Linked DNA regions of Homo sapiens: region 2 is linked to region 1. A link is a loop called in an ENCODE intact Hi-C map of the cell type or tissue named here. Cell type or tissue: PC-9. All regions are shown on one strand. Each heading gives the region's core, and the rest is flanking DNA. Links, peaks and the distances in the headings are about the cores only. Region 1 overlaps UTP14A (UTP14A small subunit processome component). Region 2 has its middle 19 kb from the start of RAB33A.

Region 1 (8,631 bases), core at 111-8,110:
CCTGGCTTGGTGACGACCTTGGGAGTAGTCAGCTTTTGGAAAGCCCTCTGGGTGTTCCATGTGGATCCTATGGGGGTCTGGATGGTCCTTTCAAATTGCCAATGGTGGGTAAATGGATATGGAAGCACTCGTACCTGGAAAGGAAGGAGAATGATTTGGTATGAGGCAGGCCTGGGGTGCAGTTGTATACTGTAATGGCAGCTTTCATCAGGTACTGTTTTGGTACAGGCCACGGTTCCACATGATGACTGCAAGTGAAGAGACTGAGAGGTCAAGGCGTCCCATTGCTCCCATCTGCCCTTAGGAATTCAATCTGTTTGATGACATTTGGGAGTAGGGGGGCCTGAGTTGGCTCTGGATCCCCCATCTATTCAACAATTCAGGGTCTGAAAAACCACCCTGACACTGCCCATCTTTGTTTTTCTTTTTTTTGAGACAGAGTCTCACTCTGTGGCCCAGGCTGGAGTGCAGTGGGGTGATCTCTGCTCACTGCAACCTCTGCCTACCAAGTAGCTGGGATTACAAGTGACACTGTCCCTATCTAGCTACAGGAGCTCCAGGGCTGTTGTCCCAGAGTGAGCTTTCCTATGTAACACTGTGACTGCAAGAATCCAGACCATTGTGTATCCCTGTGGATTTTATGACTTTTCTACCCTCTTTATGCTTTCAGTCTCCTCCTTCCCTCTCTTAGGATTGATATTTTTTTTTTGTTTTTTGAGACGGAGTCTCGCTCTGTCGCCCAGGCTGGAGTGCAGTGGCACGATCTCCGCTCACTGCAAGCTCTGCCTCCTGGGTTCACGCCATTCTCCTGCCTCAGCCTCCCGAGTAGCTGGGACTACAGGTGCCCACCACCACGCCCGGCTAATTTTTTGTATTTTTAGTAGAGACGGGGTTTCACCGTGTTAGCCAGGATGTCTTGATCTCCTGACCTCGTGATCCACCCGCCTCAGCCTCCCAAAGTGCTGGGATTACAGGCGTGAGCCACCGCGCCTGGCCAGGATTGATGTTTTAAGGAACCCGAATCCTGAACTCTACCAGGCCGTTACACTTAGTTTCATCTTTTTTTTTTTTTTTTTTTTTTTTTTGAGATGGAGTCTCGCTCTGTCTCCCAGGCTGGAGTGCAGTGGCGTGATCTCGGCTCACTGCAAGCTCCGCCTCCCAGGTTCACACCATTCTCCTGCCTCAGCCTCCCTAGTAGCTGGGACTACAGGGGCCTGCCACCATGCCTGGCTAATTTTTTTTTGTATTTTTTTTTTTAGTAGAGATGGGGTTTCACTGTGTTAGGATGGTCTCGATCTCCTGACCTTGTGATCCACCCGCCTTGGCCTCCCAAAGTGCTGGGATTACAGGTGTGAACCACCATGCCCGGCCCACTTAGCTTCATCTTCTTTTGGCACCACAGAATGTAGAGCTGGAAGGCCCTAGATATTGACAATGGTCATCTCCCTTGGCCTGAAGATTTGGCTTAGAGGGGGGAAGTGATGGACCTAAGTAAATGAGGAGCAGCATTGGAGAACAGAACCCAAAGCTCCTGTTTCCTTGCCTGGTACTCCTCCACCACATTGCTACCTTCAGACATTAAATAATCTTTCAACACTTCCCCAGTGGCCAAAGGAGGAAAACACGTAAGCAGAAAATGGGGATGTAAAAATCAGTAGTCTTTGGCAGGGTACGGTGGCTCACACCTGTAATCCCAGCACTTTGGGAGACCGAGGCAGGCAGATCACTTGAGGTCAGGAGTTCAAGACCAGCCTGGCCAACATGGTGAAACCCTGTCTCTGCTAATAATACAAAAATAAGCTGGGTGTGGTGGCGCATGCCTGTAATCCCAGCTACTCAGGAGGCTGAGACACGAGAATAGCTTGAACTTGGGAGGTGGAGGTTGCAGTGAGCTGGGATCGTGCCACTGCATTCCAGCCTGGGTGACAGAGTGAGACTCCATCTGAAAACAAAACAAACAAACAAAAATCAGTAGTCTCTGGAAACATTCAGTGGAATACTCAAGAGAAGCTAAGTACTATCAGGTGGTCCTGGTAGTAGCAAAGGAAACAGATTCTCTTTAAGTTAAGGGAATGTCTTATTTGGGTTGACGGCTACATCTGTGCTTGTCAACCAGGGCAACAGAAAAAGAGAACACCTGGACAAAGTATTCAGTCTCAGAAGTCCCCCCTAGGCACCTTGAAGCACTTTATTCTACTGCATGTTGGAACCTGCAGTAACTTATTAAAAAGATGAAAATCAGGGGAGATTCCTAGAAAACTATTTGTCAGTTTGCCATGACTGTATTAAAAAAACAAACAGACCCCTGGAAGGGAAGGGTGGTCTTTATTGAGCTCCATACTCTACCCATCACCTGGAATCCTGGCCCACTGAAGCACCCTTTCCCCCCTTCCCTTATCGTGTAACTGCCTATTTTCTAGTTATATAGGTTTAATTGGGACTGCAGTAGTTATGATTCAGTTTCTGCAGTGATTGGTTCACAAAATAAGATCAAAAAGAATGTTATTGAAATGTGTATCTTCTTACCTCTGTTCTGTAGCCATTAATTCTTTATTCCTTCCGAGGGAAAAATGTAACTCATTTCAATATACTGGCTGGGGACAGATCTCAGAATTGAAGGGAACATAAAGGTCATCTAGTCCAATCTCGTTCTTGAGTCCCCTTTACACATTCTCATACTCCCAGAGCAGCCTTGAATTCTGTATGTCCTCTAACTTCTACTTTATGTGACTTCATACAATAACCTTCGATATACTTGAACACCGTAATCACGCTCAAATTTTCTTCTCTTGTAAACATCCCTAGCTCATTATCATGTGACACAACTTACAATCTTCTCATTCTCCTGAACAAGTACCGGTTTGTCTTCATTTTTCTTAAGCTACAGCTTAAACCTTATAGCCTCTGTTTGAGCATTACCTTGACTCTAAACTTTTTTCCTGGCCAGTAATTAAAACAGCGTAGTCTATCTGAAATGATAAATCTAACAGCCATTCAGTGAAAACAACAGATTTGATTCTGCGGTCAAGATCACACGTCTCTCTTGACTACAGATCACTAGAATACTCCTCTCAAGCAAGAGAGCCAGGCAGTAACAAGCAGGCAGCTAAAGAGCTCTCTAAGCTCTCACCTGATGAGCAGCTGCGTGGATGTTGCGCTTCTCATTGATAATCACATTTGGCAAATTCTTATCTTTTCTTGGAGGACCCTCAGGGGCTTTAATGAGAAACCTGGAAAGCAAAACAACAGGACATCTGACTAGGAGCATTAAGGACTTAGTCAAAAGGGTAGGGAGGACACCGAAGGGCGAGGGGAGAACCCGGTGCCCTTTTGACAGACTTTCTTCGGCATTCTTACCGGCGTCTTTTCTTGGCACTGGGCTTTAGGCCCACACCACCCCACTCGCCCCAGCCAGGTAGTGTCAGGTCCACGTCCTTTGGCTTACTCGCCTCCACAGCTTCCCTCTTCTCTTTCAAGAAATCTCTGATGACATCATCCCCAGCAAAAGCTTCCTTTATCATCTGCCTATGGTTTCTCTCCTCTTCATCTTCCTGGGAAGAAACAAGCGAGAGCTACAGCTTGGCTTATGAGCTGTGGTTCATGGCGAGAACGCTTGAATTTCGGGTCGTGACATTTTAGCGCCCCCTAGGGGGAAGTGCTGAACAATGATGGTCTTGCGATACAAACCAGTGCACAGCCAATCATGCTCAAATTTTCTTCCCTCTAGGGTAAATATCCCTAGCTCATTATCATATGACACAATTTTAAACTTTTCAGTAAGGAAGCTGCAGGGTGGAGGAAGGAATGGCCCGTGTTAGCAGCAGGAGCTCTAAGTGGCCAGACTGTAGGCTTCCTCCAGCTTATATCCCTGAAAAGACAGGTGCCAGGACGCTTCACTTTAAGTTTCAGATTAACTGGGGAGTCTTAGACCATCTGAGATCCCACTGAATAAAACTTTCGCAACAGTTCAATGACTCACCTTCAAGTTGTCCTGCCTGGGATCTGGTCAGAACTCTGAGTTACTCCCTCTTACCTCTGAGAGCAGTTTTAGAGTCACCCCAGAGGAGTTTTTGTGGATCAGGCTTTCGGAAATAGGGGTCTTGGCAGCACCCATATATCTGCATCTATTAAAACGTCACTGGGACTAGCCTGGCCCTATACTATTCTGGACCTCTAAACTACTGAAATGTGCCCCCAGCAAAACAAAGCTTCATTACTCCTTGCGCAAGAACGACACTTTCTGAACAATGGCCCACCACCCTGGCTCTGCTCACCAGCTCCTCTATTGTGGGAACTGCCAAAGACTTCACGGAGGGAGATTGTGTGGTTAGGAGGTTCTGTAGGTCGATCATTTGCTCCTTCTTTTTCTTCTCCTTAGGGGCATCAGGGCGATTATTTGGGGTCCTCTCTGACTGCTGCCCTTCTAACACAGGTCTGGGAAGCTCCTTATTTTGAAAACATTCTTCTTTTCCCAGCTCTTCTAGCTCTTCCAGCGTCTGTACTCTCTCTGGTCTCTGTAGCAACAGGGGCTCCTCTTCTTCTGGGGCAGGTTCCTCTCTCTGGACCTGGGGAATAGTCCCCTCTGAACTTGCTTTTTGCTTCCTGGACTGATGGTTTTCCTTCAATTTCTGAGATAGTACTCTCAATTCAGACAGCACCTCCTGGCTGCCAGAATCTGGGGGAAAAAAGAATGAAAACTGTCAGAAAATGAGGTTTGTACGTTGTCTGGTCGGTAAGCATTTGTTGAGCACCCACCAAGTGCTAGGTACCACATAAGACATTATAAAAAGGACAAACGGGGAAAAGAAGATTCTGTACATTGAATCTCCTAGACAGTACACTAATCATAGCAGGCAACGGAGTTTGGTAATTAAAAGTAGCATGTGGCCAGGTGCGGTGGCTCACACCTGTAATCCCAGCACTTTGGGAGGCCGAGGCGGGCAGATCATGAGGTCAGGAGATCGAGACCATCCTGGCTAACACGGTGAAACCCCATCTCTACTAAAAATACAAAAAATTAGCTGGGCATGGTGGCATGTGCCTGTAGTCCAGCTACTCAGGAGGCTGAGGCAGGAGAATCACTTGAACCAGGGAGGCAGAGGTTGCAGTGAGCCGAGATTGTGCCACTGCACTCCAGCCTAGGTGACAGAGCGAGACTCCGTCTCAAAAAAAAAAAAAAAAAAAAAGTAGCATGTGAGATGTTGGATATGGTGGCTCACGCCTGTATGCCAGCACTTTGGGAGGCCAAGGGGGCAGGATAGCTTGAGCCCAGGAGTTCGAGACCAGCCTGAACAACATAGTGAGAACTCATCTCTACCACCTCCACCCCTCCAACAACAACAAAAAATTTCCAGGCATGGCGGTGTGGATCTGTAGTCCCACCTACTTGGGAGGCTAAGCTGGGAGGATTGCTGGAGCCAGAAGGTCAAGGCTGCAGGAAGCTGTGACTGTGCCACTGCATACTAGCCTGGGCAACAGGGCAAGACGTCTCAAAAAAAAAAAAAAAGTAGCATATTGGAAGCAGACGTCCTGGGTCCTATTCCCAGCTTTGCCAATGATCCACTGTATAACTGGGACTGTGGCTTAAGTTCCTCGTGCAGTAAACCCTGCTTGGGAAGATTGCCCCAAGTTCCAAATTTTAAAAAAGGAAGCCACTTTAACAGGTGGCTTCTCAATGTAACTTCATTGTAATTTATGCTTCACTGCTTGTAAAAACCCTATCCAGGATTTTCATCTTGACTCAAGAATTTCTACTCCATATCTTAAAGCAGTATTTCATAATCTGCTGTGGCTGAGTCAAGGGATGAAGTAGCTGCTTTATCCAGTGGATGTAGCTCACACTTTCACTGGCAACATCTGAGCAAATAACACTAGTCTCAAGAGTCTGGAGGGGCTGGCTTGGCACAGTGGCTCACACCTGTAATCCCAGCACTCTGGGAGGCCGAAATGGGTGATTCACTTGAAGCCAGGAGTTTGAGACCAGCCTGACCAACATGGCAAAACCCTGTCTCTACTAAAAATACAAAAATTAGCTGGGCGTGGTGGCATATGCCTGTAATCCCAGCTACTTGCAGGCTGAGGCAGGAGGATTGCTTGAACCTGGGAGGTGGAGCTTGCAGTGAGCCGAGGTTGCACCACTGCACTCCAGCCTGTATGACAGAGACCTGTCTCAAAACAGTCTGGAGGGAAACCTGGCAGTGACATGCTTCTAAACTGTCTTTTTCATTGACTCAAGTTGCCTCCATTCCCAAGTTGATCCTGCTGTCTAGCTTTGGCATGAAGCCATTGTAGCTCCTTAGATCTGGCCTTTGGACACATGTACGTTTATTTCTCAAGAATCAGGTTTCCTTGCTCATTTTCACTGGGGTCCGTGGCTTTCCAGTATTTTAGGACACTCTTGGAAGGTGTGAGAAAATTCAATTTATTTACTGTCCAAGGAAATGCAAATCTATCTTTCATTCTTTCATATCACAGTCAGCCGCTCTGCACATTTAGCTAGATGGCCAGTTGTTGAGGGGGCTCAAGAGAAAGCCACTAGGGTCCTGTGGTCATATATGTACACCCCCACAATCTCAGCCCGCTGTGCTGCTTTCCAAAATTCTCTCAGAAGTGACTACTTGCAATTATTAATCCCAAAAATATCCAGCCAAAACTATTAAGTAAAGGTCCCTATAATATATTCTAAATGATAGCTCTTTTAAAATAAATTTTTGTATGTGGAAACCTGAAAAAAAAAAAGGAAAAAAAAAAGGAGGCTGGGTGCGGTGGCTCACACTTGTAATCCTAACACTTTGGGAGGCTGAGGTGAGAGGATAGCTTGAGGCCAGGAATTCAAGACCAGCCTGGGCAACAGAGCAAGACCTCAGTCTCTACAAAAACTTAGCTCAGCATGGTGGCACGTGCATGTAGTCCCAGCTAGTTGGGAGGCTGAGCCAAGAGGATCGCTTGAGCCTGGGAGGTCTTAGGCTGCAGTAAGGTATGATTGCACTGCTGTATTCCAGCCTGGATGACAGAGCAAAACCCTGTCTCTTAAACAAAAAAAAGTAGAAAAAAATAATTCTTTTGCCGTGTAAAACCAGATTTTTGCCATCATCTAAATGCATTCCTATGTGAAACCAAACCAGACCTGGTAATTTGTCCAGATAGCCAAGTGATTTCTCAATGTAGCTAGTTTCCTAGGCAGGTTTTTTAGTGTCCTGGTTTATTGCCAGAATGGGAACTCTCTGACCAATCTCACAGGTGCTAACATTGTCAATAAGATCTCTTCAAGATAACAGGTAGAAAATATAACATACAAATAGAGCCTGAGTATGGAGTCACAATTCTAATTTGCCATGTGGCCCTGTGGAGTCATTCATTCCGTAAAGTCTCACCCCATGTATACACACATCAACTAGCATTAAGAAGTGCTAAAAATGCCACTCCTACTTAACCAACAAAACAAAAAAATCCAGCAACTAGACAATGTTTCCTAATGTCTCAAAATTGACCTATCTGTGTCTACAGGTGTGAATGGACTTTCAGATTTGCCATTCTACCATACGTACTTCTCCCTGGTGTGTAGGTACCAGGAACGCTAACTCATACCCTGACTTCGAGTATGGTTTAGTTATTATGGGTTTCTGAAGGCTGTAAGCCCCCAAGAACAGAAAATGTGCCTGAACCACGTTGCACGGCCATGCAGATGACTGCTTATTAAATGTCTTCGAAGAAAAATAGTTATGAATCTAATTTCTCTTCAGGGATCCAGTGTACGCACTCTTGCAAGTCCCCAGCGCCTAATCACTATGCAGTTTTGTGTGTGGGTGGACACATTTTTTTTTTCTCCCATAGTCTGTCCACAGCACTAGGAATTTCCCTCTTCCATTTGATCACAGCTCACCTTTTGTTTCTTGACTGCCTGCTGGCTCAGCATCTTGGCTGAGCTCAGATCTTTTTCTAAGGGATCGCCTTTCCTCAAATTCTCTCAACAAAATTTCTTCTTCTGCCACTGGTCTTTCTTCTCCCTCACTTTCAGAAACTCCATGGGCCTCAAGCTCTGGCAGTTGCTCAGGGTCCTCCTGGGTTGCAGCCTCTTTGGTGTCACTGGTGCAGCTCCTGAGCATCCAGGGATTCGGCCCATCTGCATTCATCTGCACTTCATTCACTACATCAGGGACAAGGAGTTCTTCCACATCTTCTGTGCCTCCCTCCTCTTCCTCACTCTCAGAGGCTACCTGGAGTTTCTGTGTCAGTTCTTTGTTCTTAGACAACTGTTCCTGCATAGCTTGGCGAGCCTGGAGGAAAGAGTCACAGCATGAGAGCCCTGTCATTAGTGACCGCAATAACACCTTTCCTGGTCCATTTCATAAAGCTGCCTCCTCTCAATTTGACTTGGTGAGTATTTCTTACTGGTACCTACTGTTTAAACTGCATATACAATGCTGGGTTAATAGCTATGGTATAAAATGGAAGACAAATTCTTTGTCCTCAAGGAATCAACGGTGAAATAAGATTTTAAAAAGCTCCTCTCCCCCTTTGGACTTGCCTTCAATGCTGTTTCCCTTTCATCTCTCCTTTTCCACCTTGTTCCTGGTCATTTTCCTTTCTGCCTTAGAGATTTTTCTGATGCCTTTTTAGATTCCTGGTTTT
Region 2 (8,631 bases), core at 150-8,149, 270 kb before region 1:
AGAACATAAGAATCCTTGATAAATTAGTAGATACCCCAAGCTTGGAAAACTCAGCTACTTAACAAGTTGTCTTATTGATTGAGTCAAATCCTTAAAGGCCACAATTTGAAGTAATTTCAAACAGTTGATTTAGTTCTCTTGGTAACTTCCAAGTGGCTTTGCGGTCAAGTTACCTCAGTTTTGAATAATTTAAAAGAAGGACATATTCAGCACAGCTTCATTTTTAAAACTGAATGATTGGGCGCTACATGAATGATCTTCCATTTTCATTCTTTACAAGTGTCCTTTATGTCAGGGGAATTGGATAAGGAATAATACACAAATGTTTATGCATAAAATACATTTTATATTTTATCTAAATTCAAGGAAATACCATAAAGGTGATTTTCGATTCCATTATGCAAATGCAGAAACTGAGGTAACATCATTCTGAAAATAAATGGTTATCAGGAAGTACTGGCTTGTTCATACTATAGAGCACCATTTTTCCTGCTCTGGTTTTAATCCCTCTTCCCTTCTTTCTTTACTGAAAGGTCTATACTATTCGAAGCTGACTTCTGATCTGTTGACAAGTAAACAATCCTTATCTAGAGACCTAAAACTTCGTTCTCTTCATAGCTGTCTTAACATGCATATGGCCATAGAAACCAGTGCACAATCACTATTTTTGTTGTTCAGAGGAATGGAGAACTGAAAAGGACCTTGGAGGTCATTTCTTCCCATCCTTCAAATGGTGCAGGAAGCTCCTCTAAAATACCTCTTTTTTAAAAGTTTCAGTTGTTCAAGCTGGCCCATCCGTTCCTAGACTTTCCATCCCCCTGCCTTGCCCTCCCCTCCTGGGAGGATGATTTGTTCCTCAGGAGCCTGCTCAACCCTTACCCCCACGTTCTGGGCCCAAGCCTGACCTAAGAATGAATTCAGCTAAGAATGAAGGGAATGAAGTTGTCGATCTCCGGATAAGGATTGTTTACTTGTCGACAGATCAAAAGTCAGCTTTGAATAGTACAGACCTTCCATTAAAGAAAATGCTCTGATTTGATTAAAACCAGGGCAAGGAAAATGGTGCTCTATAATGTGAACAGGTCAGTACTTCCTGATAACCATTTATTTTCTGAATGACAAATTACCTCAGTTTCCACCTCTGCAAAATGGAATTGAAAATCATTTTTACAGGATTTTCTTGAATTTCAATAAAATAATATCTGGCATCTAACATCAACTCCCATCTAATCTACTAGTTAATCCTAAATGAAGCAGAGATGGGACCATTAACTTCAGGCCCAGGAGCACATCCTCCTCTCAGGGTTGAGAGAAATAGAGAAAGATAAGGGAAATTAACATTGTGGTTCAGACCATTCAGTTCTAGTCTGCTCCAACACTTGCAGTCATGTGGCCTTCGGCAGGAAGCTTTGATCATTCTGTACCTCAGAGGGTAATTGTGATGTGAGGATTAAGCATGACGGTCCACATTAAGCATATAACATTGTACTTAGTAGTACACAGCACTCGATAAATGTTAGCTGCTATTAATAATTGTCATTATTTCGGTTGGAAGCATCGAGACTGAAAACTAGATGTGGTCTGATATCATCCTTCTCATTTGGTGATCTCCCTAAATAGACAGGGAGAACAACAATGCCTGGGGTACCTCTCCTTTATCTGAGGTGCCAGGGTTTCTACCTGGAATTGGTGAGTAGGGGTTAGGTCAGCCTGTTTTGTTTTGTTTTGTTTTGTTTTGTTTTGTTTTGTTTTGAAACGGAGTCTCACTCTGTCGCCCAGGCTGGAGTGCAATGGCGCTATCTTGGCTCATTGCAACCTCTGCCTCCCAGGTTCAAGCGATTCTCCTGCCTCAGCCTCCCAAGTAGCTGGGATTACAGGCAAGGGCCACGAGGCCCAGCTAATTTTTTGTATTTTTAGTAGAGATGGGGTTTCACCATGTTGGCCAGGCTGGTCTCAAACTCCCAATCTCAGGTGACCCACCCGCCTCAGCCTCCCAAAGTGCTGGATTACAGGTGTGAGCCACCGTGCCTGGCCCAGGTTTTTTATTTATGCTTGTACCTGAAACTTTCTCCAGTACTTTAAGATTAAATTCAGAGGGTCACAGTACCTACTTTATCGATGGGGAAGGGATTAAGTACCACCTATAGATTCAAATCAGGTTATGAGGTCCATTTCTCATTCTAGTTCAACTACATCATGGCTTAGGGGCCTCTCTCTATGCCCTCTGGTGGGTTTGTTTGTTTTTCTGAGACGGAGTCTTGCTCTGTCGCCCAGGCTGGAGTGCAGTGGCGTGATCTCAGTGGCGAGATCTCAGCTCACTGCAACCCCTGCCTCCCGGGTTCAAGCAATTCTCCCACCTCAGCCTCCTGAGTAGCTAGGATTATGGGTGCACGCCACCACACCCAGCTAATTTTTGTATTTTTAGTAGAGACAGGGGTTTCACCGTGTTGGCCAGGCTGGTCTCCATCTCCTGACCTTGCGATCCACCCACCTTGGCCTCCCAAAGTGCTGGGATTACAGGCGTGAGCCACCGCGCCCGGCCAATCCTGGTAGTCTTTAAGAGAGACCACTGGCCAGGCGCGGTGGCTCACACCTGTAATCCCAGCACTTTGGGAGGCCAAGGTGGGCAGATCACGAGGTCAGGAGATCGAGACCATCCTGGCCAACACGGTGAAACCCCATCTCTACTAAAAATACAAAAAATTAGCCGGGCGTGGTGGCAGGCACCTGTAGTCCCAACTACTTGGGAGGCTGAGGCAGGAGAACAGCGTGTACCCAGGAGGCGGAGCTTGCAGTGAGCCAAGATTGCGCCACTGCACTCCAGCCTGGGCGACAGAGGGAGACTCCGTCTCAAAAAAAAAAAAAAAAGACTACCAGGACTGCCTACCTACCCAGCTTCAAAATCTGTCTCCCTGGGCAGGTGAGGTGTTTCTCAATGTCTCCTCTCTGTCCCTCCCTTCTACCAGTCTAGTAGGTTTCACAGACTCCCCTTAGGAGAGTTAAGCCCTAGTGATTTGGCAGAGGTAGCTGCAGGGCACTCCCAGCCCATTCCCTTTTATGAGTAACCCCTCTAGTTCCAGGTGTCTAAATGCACAGATTGGGACCAGGATTAGCGCCTTCTGTTTGAGCGTCCATCCCGGGAAATGGTCAGTACTGGTCAGAAAAAAACTGATAAACTTTCCTGCCTCCTGCCTTCACTAATTAGTCTTACCAGCAGGAGGCGCGCGGCAGACATGTAATCTATTTTTTCTCACTCTCATCTTGAGCCTTGTGTCCAGAGTGGTTGATACTCAGGTTATACTCGGGATTAATCTTTGGTTGTCTCTTATAGATAAGAGGCTCTTGCTTCCTAGTTTCAAGGAAACAACCCAAGGACGTTGGGTATAACTGGAACCGTTTCACTTACCCTAAGTTTAGGGCCTGAAAAGATCCACTTTATCAGGCTGAGTTCCCTGGTTACCCAGATCGCCCTGGGGTTCATACAGCTGGTTTTGAAGCTCTGGCTCAGGAAAAGTCATTTCTGATTTTAGGGCTCACTAGGAAGCCTAGGGGTAATGACCCCGTCCCCACCCCACCCCCACCCCAGACCTAGAGGCACATCAGAATCAGCTGTGGACATTCTAACAATACAAATTAATTCCTGGGCCTGCCCCCAAGATCTGCCTGACCAGAGTGTTGGGGGCTGTGGCCCCAGGAGTCTGTACTTTAACAAGTCCCTCACTGGTTTCATGCTGTTAGCTGTGAACTGGCATTTGGGAACCACTAATCTAGGGGAATCTCTGGGAACCTGTCTCAGTCCTCCTGCCCCAGCACAGCCTCTTAGGGGCATAGAAGTCAAGGGGACTTGGAATCAGAACAAGGATTTTTTGTTTTTTGTTTTTTGTTTTTGTTTTTGAGATGGAGTCTTGCTCTGTTGCCCAGGCTGAAGTGTAGTGGTGTGATCTTGGCTCACTGCAACCTCTGTCTCCCTGGTTCAAGTAATTCTCCTGCCTCAGCCTCCCGAGTAGCTGGGACTACAGGCATGCACCACTACGCCTGGCTAATTTTGTATTTTTAGCAGAGACAGGATTTCGCCATGTTGGCCAGGCTTGTCTCGAACTCCTGACCTCAGGTGATCCACCCACCTCGGCCTCTGCACCCGGCCCAGAACAAGGTTTTAACTCATGTGGCTGTGCCACTTGAATCATGCTGGGATTTTCAAGGGACTTGGAAGTGGTTCAGGAGACTAGGGAGGCCCTTAGGGAGCAAGGCCCCTTCCAGTGAGGCAATGAGGGATGCTGTATAAAGGAGGGGCCTCTTTAAGGTAAGGAAGAATTATGTCCCCTCAGGTGTTACAAGAGGATAAATACTGACCTCTCTCTGCATCTGCTGGTGACAGTTGCAGAAGAAGCTGAGCCTTGCTTTCCAGGGATCTCTCAGCACATCTGTGTGCCCTCCTCTGCCCCCAGCACGCACTGAGGGTGGGCTGAGTCAGCTTCCCTCAAGGGGTGGGGGCTGCTCCAGCTATTCTGGGCTGGGCATCCTTCCCTGGCACTACTCTAGGTGGTGGTGCTCAGAGCAGCATCTGGTCCTGGGCTCTCTGATGGAAGGACCCTGGCAAGACAGTCCCCAGGCTGGATCCGGGGGCCTGAGCAAATGAGCAGGTATTGAGGGAAAGGATAGTTTGGGGGGCCCAGTGGCAAGATGCTGTAGCCCCAAAGGCAGGGCAGCAGAGTCAGCTGGCTGTGTGGTCCCCAGCTTCTGCCCAAGGCAAGGACATCCCGGAGACTCCTTTGGCCCAGAGTTGACATAAGTGTCAACCCACTGGGCTTCCTGGAGGTATCCAGTCTGCGGCATCTGATTCAGGGAGGAATGTCCTAGACGGGCCTCCTGGGTAGTGAATGTCCTGCTGGCCAGGCCCCCATGGGTCAGGGAAACTGGCTGGGGTAAACCTGGCATCCCTACAAGAGTCCCAGAGCTGGGAACTGGCTAGAAAGACAGTGTAATATCATAGAAAGAGCCTAGACTTGACGTGAGACAGATCCCCGTTCATCGCTTACTACATTGGACAAGTCACTAAGTCTCAGTGCATCCATGTTCTTGTTCATACAATGGAAATCAGCCAGGCATGGTGGCTCACTCTTGTAATCCCAACACTTTGGGAGGCCAAGGCAGGAGGATCACTTGAGCCCAGGGGTACAAGACCAGTTTGGGCAACACAGCAAGACCCCATCTCTATACAAAAACCATTTTCTCTTTTTTTTTTTTTTTATTTGAGACAGAGTCTTGCTCTGTCACCCAGGCTGGAGTACAGTGATGCCATCTCAGCTCACTGCAACCTCCGCCTCCTGGGTTCAAGCTATTCTCCTGCCTCAGCTTTCCGGGTAGCTGGGACTACAGGCGCGTGCCACCGCACCCAGCTAATTTTTGTATTTTTAATAGAGATGAGGTTTTCCCGTGTTGGCCAGGCTGGTCTCAAACTCCAGACCTCAGGTGATCTGTCCGCCTCGGCCTCCCAAAGTGCTGGGATTACAGACGTGAGCTACCACACCCAGCCAAAACTTTTTCTTAATTAGCCAAGTGTGGTGGCACACACTTGTGGTCCTAGCGACTCAGGAGGCTGAGACAAGAGGATCGCTTGAGCCTAGGAGTTTGAGGTTGCAGTGGGCCGTCATCACACCACTGCACTATAGCTTGGGCAACACAGCAAGACCCTGTCACTAAAAGTAAATAATAAAAAATTAAAATGGAGGCTGGGCGTGGTGGCTCACACCTGTAATCCCAGCACTTTGGGAGGCTGAGGTGGGCAGATCACAAGGTCAGGAGTTTGAGACCAGCCTGACCAACATAGTGAAACGCCGTGTCTACTAAAAAAAAAAGCAAAGACAAAAATTAGCTGGGCGTGGTGGTGTGCACCTGTAATCCCAGGTACTCGGGAGGCTGAGGCAGGAGAATCACTTGAACCCTGGAGGCGGAGGTTGCGGTGAGCTGAGATCATGCCACTGCACTCTAGCCTGGGCGACAGAGTGAGACTCCGTCTCAAAACATAAATAAATAAACAAACAAACAAATAAATAAATGGAAATCATTATCCCACTCCATAAGGTTGAAGGAGCATTAAATGAGCTAGTGAATGAATGTAAAGTGTTTCAGCGCGGTGCCCGGTGCATTATAAGCATTCAAATGTTAGTAATTATTTCTCCAGGTTCTTTGTCTGTAGCACAGGCAAAGTCCCAAAGGTACAGATCTAGATAGTGAAGGGGAGCCATAGAAGAAAGGCAGGGACCAACATGAATAGTTCCAGAGACACAGTAATGCCAAATGATGCTGGAGGCACTGTCCTTCCTTTGAATCCCTCCACTCCTCACCAACCTCACAGAAACAAGAGTCTCATGGTTCTCTGGCCTCCTGGGTCCCCTTCTACTGGGTATGCTGTGGGTCAAGCCTATTCCCATATTCTATCCCTCAATCTGAGGGAGGCCTGAGCACCATCATACAACCGTGCTGTTGCCATCATTCAGTTCTGGGGCTGCAAAAGAGATCTCACTAGCTATTTGAGACCGAACTGAACAACATAGAGAAACACCATCTCCACAAAAACTAAAAATAAATTATCTGGGCATGGTGGTACATGCCTGTAGGCCCAGCTACTCGGGAGGTGGAAGGGGGGAGTTGCCTGGGTTGAGAGGTCGAGGCTGCAGTGAGCCAAGATCGTGCCACTGCACTCCAGCCTGGGCGACAGAGTGAGATCCTGTCTCAAAAACATAAAATAGGAGGCTGGGCATGGTGGCTCACGCCTGTAATCCCAGCACTTTGGGAGGCCAAGGCCTCACTTGAGGTCAGGAGTTTGAGCCTGGCCAACATGGTGAAACCTCGTCTCTACCAAAAATACAAAAATTAGCTGGGTGTGGTGGTACACTTGTAATCCCAGCTGCTCAGGAGGCTGAGGCGGGAGAATCACTTGAACCTGGGACACAGAGGTTGTAGTGAGCTGAGACTGTGCCACTGCACTCCAGCCTGGGCAACAGAGTGAGACTCCATCTCAAATAAAAATAATAATAATAATAATAAAATAAAATAGGAAAAGAAAAGAAAACTCCCAGTCATGGCCCATAGCGCCCCCATAGACCTGGCCTTACCTATTTCTTGCCACTCTCTCCTTTGCTTGCTCTATTCCAGCCATCTCCATAGTAGCCCCCTTTCTGTCCCTCAAACACGCCAATGTCACACCACCTGCCTCTGGATCTTGACATTTGCTGTTTCTGCTGCTTGGGGTTCTCTTCTCCCTTTTTCTTTTCTTTATTTCTTTTTTTTTTTTTTCTGAGACAGAATCTCACTCTCTCACCCAGGCTGGAGGGCACTAGTGCGATCTTGGCTCACTGGAGCCTTCACATTCCCAGCTCAAGGGTTCCTCCCACCTCAACCTTCCGAGTAGCTGGAACTACAGGTACGCAACATTGCACTGGGCTAATTTTAATTTTTTTTTTCTAGAGACAGGGTCTCACCATATTGCCCAGCCTGGTCTTGAACTCCTGGGCTCAAGCAATCCTCCCATCTTGGCCCCCCAAAGCTCTGAGATTACAGGCATGAGTCATTGCACCTGTCCCTGGTTGCTTTTCTTCATTCAGTTCTCAGCTCAAGTGGCATCTCTTCAAAGATGTCTTTTGTGCCACTCCAGCAATATGTTACCCTCCCCCACGTCTGTCACCTTCAATTCATTTACCCTGTTTTGTGGCTCCCAGAGTCCTTATCACTCTCTCAAATGAGCTTATGTAGGGTCCTCATTTCTTGTTTAGTGTCTGTCTCCTTTAGGAGAGCAGGACTTTGTTCATGTATGTAACCCCAGGATTCAGAACAGTGGCACATAGTGGGCTCTCAGTGAATGTTTGTTAAAAGCCTAGGAGGTGGCCAGGCGCAGTGACTCATGACTGTAATCCCAGTACTTTGGGAGGCCGAGGTGGGCAGATCACCTGAGGTCAGGAGTTTGAGACCAGCCTGGCCAACATGGTGAAACCCCGTCTCTAGAAAAATACAAAAATTAGCTGGGCATGGTGGTGGGCACCTGTAATCCCAGCTACTCGGGAGGCTCAGGCAGGAGAATTGCTTGAATCCGGGAGTGGAGGTTGCAGTGAGCCAAGATTGTGCCATTGCACTCCAGCCTGGGCGACGAGAGTGAAACTCTGTCAAAAAAAAATAAGAAAGAAAGAAAGGAAGGAAGGAAGGAAGGAAGGAAGGAAGGAAGGAAGGAAGGAAGGAAGGAAAAAAGAATGAAAGAAAGAAAGAGGAGGAGAGGGGAGGGGAGGGGAGGGGAGGAAAGAAAGCCTAGAAGCCTAGAAGTTGTCAGAGGCAATCCTGGTTAGAGGGCTCATAACACTAGGAATGTTGTCATCCTTGGCCCCTGTAACTGAAGAAAGAGGCCTGACCAAGAGGGGCCTGGACCCAAACTGAAATGCACCCATTAGGACAGACAAATGCACTTGTAGTAACTGAGCAGTAGCCTAGGTCTGCAAGCCAGGTGACGGCAACCAAAAGGCGACACAACAACAGGTTGTGTCCTGAGCAAGGAGTCAGTGTCTGGAGTGTGAGACAAGGTCGTGGGATGTTCCATCTGGGAGAGGTATAGCAACCAGGCTTCCAGCACACAGCTCATCC

The links. Hi-C counts contacts between places; a loop is a spot of excess contacts. Peaks named below come from ENCODE experiments on the same cell type or tissue, not always from the same donor. Only the 100,000 strongest peaks of a DNase experiment are listed, where the experiment ranks them.
Region 2: a loop joins it to region 1, with 6 times the contacts of the local background. A loop is called at or near these places in 21 of 110 quality-filtered maps.

Annotation. Positions count from the first base shown.
Region 1 is chrX:129,920,839-129,929,469 of GRCh38, reverse strand. It overlaps UTP14A (UTP14A small subunit processome component), which reads right to left. Exons shown (of 15, transcript NM_006649.4): 11 at 7,883-8,276; 12 at 4,275-4,675; 13 at 3,358-3,551; 14 at 3,131-3,230; 15 at 1-134. The region is part of intron 2 of LOC105373335 (a long non-coding RNA gene); the gene reads left to right. Among named protein-coding and RNA genes, the nearest start is that of UTP14A, 19 kb to the right of the region's middle. RefSeq lists a silencer at 3,687-3,736. In PC-9, for the core only: CTCF peaks have their summits at 3,444 and 3,649 (motif pointing left); DNase peaks (open chromatin) are centred at 3,759 and 3,939; H3K27ac peaks cover 1,215 bases.
Region 2 is chrX:130,187,040-130,195,670 of GRCh38, reverse strand. No RefSeq gene overlaps it. Among named protein-coding and RNA genes, the nearest start is that of RAB33A, 19 kb to the right of the region's middle. In PC-9, for the core only: CTCF peaks have their summits at 3,020 and 3,224 (motif pointing right); a DNase peak (open chromatin) is centred at 3,190.